2 separate regions of the Homo sapiens genome follow, and region 1 is linked to region 2. A link is an interaction called in ENCODE POLR2A ChIA-PET data of the cell type or tissue named here. Cell type or tissue: HepG2. All regions are shown on one strand. Each heading gives the region's core, and the rest is flanking DNA. Links, peaks and the distances in the headings are about the cores only.

What was found. ChIA-PET counts read pairs that join two places held together with the same protein. Peaks named below come from ENCODE experiments on the same cell type or tissue, not always from the same donor. Only the 100,000 strongest peaks of a DNase experiment are listed, where the experiment ranks them.
Region 1: POLR2A ChIA-PET joins it to region 2 with 5 read pairs; 3 of 35 experiments call an interaction of 5 or more read pairs at or near these places.

Annotation. Positions count from the first base shown.
Region 1 is chr17:67,075,244-67,078,163 of GRCh38, forward strand. HELZ (helicase with zinc finger) reads right to left here. Exons shown (of 33, transcript NM_014877.4): 33 at 1-2,920. Among named protein-coding and RNA genes, the nearest start is that of CACNG1, 32 kb to the left of the region's middle. In HepG2, for the core only: no CTCF peak of the experiment used is centred there; a DNase peak (open chromatin) is centred at 1,318.
Region 2 is chr17:67,332,878-67,335,797 of GRCh38, forward strand. No RefSeq gene overlaps it. Among named protein-coding and RNA genes, the nearest start is that of PSMD12, 32 kb to the right of the region's middle. In HepG2, for the core only: a CTCF peak has its summit at 2,103; DNase peaks (open chromatin) are centred at 1,544 and 2,114; H3K4me3 peaks cover 1,242 bases.

The sequences.
Region 1 (2,920 bases), core at 109-2,608, 260 kb before region 2:
TTAAAAAGTGAAACAAATATTCTGGCAAGAAAAAGAAAACTTCAGAGTGATACAAAGGACAAAGATGTAAAAAGACATTATGTGAACAATTAACCTCACTTAGAAAAAAATCTGCTCTGAAGAAATGGAAGCTGGTAATACTTGGTATTATCTGAGAGCTATCATCAAGTTTTCTGGAAAAAAATTTTATATACATATACTATACATATATATGCATATATAAGGGTTGAACCTAGCATATAAGTTATGTTTCATAAATCTGATTTATGGGTACTTGCTACTACTACTCAAGTAATACCCAAAGAACATCAGCTGTACTCAGAAGACACGCCTCATTTTGATGGAAACTTGCAATGATTCTTACACAAGACGTGTTCAAAATGTTATAAGATACTATGCGTAAAGAGCAGGTTCTTTAAAGCATGGTTGGAAAGATGGCATTATGTAATGCTGAGGAAGAGTAAGCTTGTTGTAAGTCAAAATAAGCATTTGATGCAGAATCTAAGAAGAGTATCAGATGGAAGCAGCGTTAGAATCCTTGACTGGCTATGGAAATAAGGAATGAGAAGTACTCATATACTCACAGCAGAGCGGTGGGCCAATAAGTAGCTATTATTTTTAGTTTTTAGAAATAACTGCTTAGAACAAGGATGTCATGACAACTTAATAGCTTCCTTATCCAAAGCTTCCATCATCAACATATTTATATAAGGTGATGGGGTGCATACACGACCCCATGACCCTTAACTAAATATAAATATAAATAATTTAAAAACTGATATTTTTTAAAGATTCAAGTATAGAAAACAGAAAATTAGGCAATAACCTCATGACAAGGGGTCAACTGAAAGCCCTGACTTGACAATTCTGTCTTCATATTATCAGATTGCTTTTGAACATTTATCTAGCTTGCGTTGTAGTCCTGTATATGGGGGCTGGGGGGTGGATAATCACTGATGGGAAAATTATTTTCCATAACATCCTCACATCAGAGAGATCTAATTTTCATTCGGATATGTCTTGAGTTTTGTCACAGACTTAAAAGCACATAGCTACGTGGCAAAACTTTTTCTTCTTTTCTTCCTACTAAAGAATGTTGAGTAAAATTTGACATTGCTAAATGTGGTGATCTGACATCATACAGAGAAAGAGTGGTGCTGTAACTTGCCGGCTCAGTTTTCCAGCTGTGATTTATGCTAACCATTAACACGTCTGCAGTTTACAAGTCTATGTCTGCCACCTTACACAGAGACCCACAGCCTGGAACGCAAAGCCACACACAAATGAACCGCACTCTTAGCAGAAAGGTAGAGCTGAATACAAGAGGCACGCAGCGCTTATCCTGGAGCTTGCTAACCATTAACCAAAGGCACTCTTTTATCCCAAACTGTCTGAGGATTAAAAGGGGTTGTAGCTGGCCAACATAAACTAAACTCCAATCATAGAAGAAATGTCAGTAATTTTTCTTTACCTTTGCCATTTTACAACCTGATTTTAAAAATGTACTTTGATTATAGGATTGCCTATCGAAAGTGGTCTTCCAAAAACCTGTTTTTGAATGGATCATCAGGAAGATTGGGTTCATTCGAAAGGTTCCCCAGCCTCATCTTATTTTTTTTTAAAAGTTTATATTGTAGTTTCGAGATACCTCTGAAATATAAAAGTAGTATTACAAGGTCAGGAAAATAAGGACATATATTGCTTTAAATGTGTGACAAGACCATAAGTTTCAAGAGGGTAAACATCTTCCTTTGGATTTTACCAAAATTCATTCAAAGCAATTTTTAGATGGTAGAATATTTAAGATGGCTATTTAAATTTTATATTGTGTACAAGTTCAATAAGGGGTATTTTAGAAGAATTGAAAGACATGAAAAACAAGGGTAGTTTTCTGCCCCAGATTCTGATGAATTTTGATACATTTTTGACAAACATTATATTTCTTCTTTAATGGTGTTCCTCAAACAAGACAGCTAGCAAAATATTTGAATTGCCACGTATAATGTCACATTTTAATGTAAACATCAAATAAGGTACCAAAATTTTTACTGGAGAGAAAAAAACCCAAACCTTAAAGCGGCACAATTCTTTATACCACTGGAGAAGAGGGAAGCCAGGTTACAAACATTTACACATGCATAGTGAGAAAAAAAGAATTTTACTAAATTCACGCATTTTTAAAATAGTTATCAAGTCTACTAAGCACCAACAATCCTAAAAATTTTTCAGCTTCTTGATTTGTTTAAAAAAAAAAACACACACTATCAAATTAACATTAAAAACAAGCTTGAAGTGTAGCTTGTCCAAAAAATAACTAAGTATGCCAACGTTTTTTTCACATTTCAAAAAACAGTGGCATACAAAATATGCCTGCAAAGAATGCCTTTAACTCTATCCTATGGTGGATGGAGATTACAACAACACATCATACATAGTCTAAAACTATAAAAGTTTTAGAATGCAGCATCGTGTCACCAAAAAAAAAAAAAAAGCTGATAAAACTTATTTAGAAGATGCTGCCCCTTTATTTTAAAAAAAATTTAAATGAATTTAAGCAAAAATAACATACATTTGTACATCAACTGGCCATTTCTGGTACAGAAACCCAGCATGTGGTAATATTATTGAATAAATGTAAATGCTACTTACAATTTTTTTTTCTTTTTAAATACATTTTAGACAAACTTTTCTTTTTTTTTTTTTTTTTATAGTTGCACAATTAACCTCTTGGCTGCTAGCTTGATGCAAACATATGTAACAATACACAAATTTAAAAATTTTTTTATTCTACATAAAAGCTGTCAAAGTTTTGACACATCAAAAATGCAAAATAATGGAATATACTTTAAAAAAATTAGTTGCAAGTCTAGCAGCAAAGCAATTAAGTGAGAACATATTTAATATTAAAACAAAGGGAACT
Region 2 (2,920 bases), core at 164-2,663:
AATAATGGGAGTCTTTCTGCACAAGCCCTCTCTTTGCCTGCCACCGTTCACATAAGATGTGACTTGCTCCTCCTTGCCTTCCACCATGATTGTGAGGACTCCCTAGCCACATGCAACTGTGAGTCCAGTTAAACCTCTTTCTTTGGTAAATTGCCCAGTCTCAGATATGTCTTTATCAGCAGCGTGAAAATGGACTAATAATATACCTTTCATCAGTCATCCTAGTTCACCAGCAGTTTTAACAACTGCACCCCTACTATATGCTGGGGGCTGTACATGCTCCACCTATTACCAGTGATGGGGTTCTCACTGCCAGCTGGCCAGTTGGTAAGCTGGCTATGAAATCCAGTTTTTTGAGTCAGCTTTCTCAGACCACTTCCAGCACCAACTATCATAGGGACCTAGCTTCCATAGACCAGCTTCCCCCAAAAGCTGACTCTGAAATGGATATTTGCACAGAGAGCTTATTGAGGCTTGCTTGGGAGATCAGCTCCCATAAGCAAGTGAAGGAAGGAGGATTGGGAAGAGGGAGGAGTTGAACCACAATATGGTTGTAACAGAGGCCTCAGTCAATCTTGCGGGAATTCTCCAGAGCTAAAATGGCCCTTCAGAGTTGTCCCAAATTGTAGCAAGAGGACCAGGACTTCATATTCTTATATCAATTTGTCATTGGAAGGGAGGTAGCTCTCTTCAGCTGAAGGTGATCACGGGGAGTGGAGGAAGCGGGTGAGGACACACTCAGCTATGGGTCATTAACACTCTCAGGACTGTTTTTCAGTCTTGAAGGAGACTAGCTGGGTGGCAGACCACAGTGTTCACTAAATAAAATGAAAGAAATATGGGAAAGTGGTAGAATATCTCCTTCCAGTGAGTTAGAAGTATCTGAGGGGCGGAGAGTGGAAGAACTACAAAGGGAAGCTGAGTCCTATTTCTTAAACAGGGCATTTCAGACTGTTATTAAACTGTTCTTCATGTTGGAAAACTTGAAGAAACCAATGTAATCTTGGAAGCTACAATTTGGGAAATGTTTTAGAGACTTTGAGTGTTTACTTTCATTTAATTAAATTATTTTAAGAGACAGTCTTGCCCTGTTCTCCAGGCTGGAGTACAGTGGTGCGATTGTGGCAGGCCAGGTCTCACTAACGCAGGCCTCTGTAACAACTGTTTCAGCACTGACTGAGTGGTGAAGTTCAATATTAAAAGCTGAGAGAGCCAACGCCCTTCTACAAAGGCTGGAACATAATAAAAGCCCATCAAGAGTTTTGCCCAGGCCCTTCCTAGGCCTTAAAGCATGACAAGATAACGCAGAAATTCTTAACAGTACCCGTTTAGAATTAAACAAGCTTTATTCGGGGGGTGGGGGGGCGGGAGGGGGGCGCTGAAGAAACTCCCCAGACCTCCACAAACAAGTTTATTGGGGCATCTGAAGAAATTCCCCAAACCTCCGTGATTTAGCAGGAGACAAGATAAGGGTAGTCACCCCAGCACGTGGACCCATTTAGATTAAGTAAATTTACTGAGGCTCCAGAAGGTCTTCAGGACTTAGATCTTAGTTAATGATTAGAAGTTAATCACTTATGGCCAGGCGCAGTGGCTCACGCCTGTAATCCCAGCACTTTGGGAGGCCGAGGTGGGCGGATCATGAGGTCAGGAAATCAAGATCATCCTGGCTAACACCGTGAAACCCCGTCTGTAGTAAAAAAAAAAACAAAAAAACAAAAAAAACAAAAAAAAAACAAGAAATTAGCAGGGCATGGTGGCAGGTGCCTGTAGTCCCAGCTACTCGGGAGGCTGAGGCAGGAGAATGGCGTGAACCCGGAAGGCGGAGTTTGCAGTGAGCCGAAATCACGCCACTGCACTCCAGCCTAGAGTGAGACTCCGTCTCAAAAAAAAAAAAAAAAAAAAGTTAATCACTTATGTCTTTAGATGAATGCTACTTACACGTAGACACAGCTTAGAAGGTATATATAAGCTCTGGAAAACTCTGTAATTTTGAGTTGGTCTGGCGATATTTTCCAGACCTTTACCCTGTACCCTGTTACAGAAATAAACTGCCTTCTTTCCCAATTCATTTACATCTCGTTACTGGGCCGTGAGAATAAGCAGCCCCACCTGTGGTTTGGTCTGGGAACACAATCACAGCTCACTGTAGCCTCCACCTCCTGGGCTCAAGTGATTCTGCCACCTGGGCCTTTTGTGTAGCTAGGATCACAGGTACGTACCATTATGCTAGGCTAATCTGAGCTATAGCAAATTGTTTTTTCCCTCCCAGCCATTTTAAATTTTTTTGTAGAGATGGGGATCTCACTATCTTGGCAAGGCTCATCTTGAACTCTTGGCCTCAAGGGATCCTCCTGCTTTGGCCTCCCAAAGTGTTGAAATTACAGGTGTGAGCCACCATGCCCAGTCTATTTTTTACGGTGGATATACTCTTGGGAAAAAACTTTTCAGAGTAATGTAAGGTTGGACATGAAGATAGAAACAAAATTCCAGCAGGGTGTGATAATGAAGGGTTGAAAAAGATTAAGCAATTCAACAAGCACTTAAGTTTCTACTATGTAACAAATGATGGATTACAAAGATAAACATGGTCCCTAATTTAGTAAGAATAGCAAGATAATGAAACTTGGAAACTTCAAAGAAATGTCATTCAGTTCTTTCCATATACTAAATACTAAGCTCCAGGCTGTGTGCAGTGGTTCATGCCTGTAATACCAGCGCTTTGGGAGGCTGACGTGGGAGGATCCCTTGAGGCCAGGAGTTTGAGACCAGCCTAGGTAATATAGTGAGACCCTGTCTCTACACTCGCTCTGTCTCCCAGGCTGGAGTGCAGCGGCACAATCATGACTCACTGCAGCCTCAACCTCCCAGGTTCAAGCAATCCTCCTGACTCAGCCTCCCAAGTAGCTGGGATTACAGG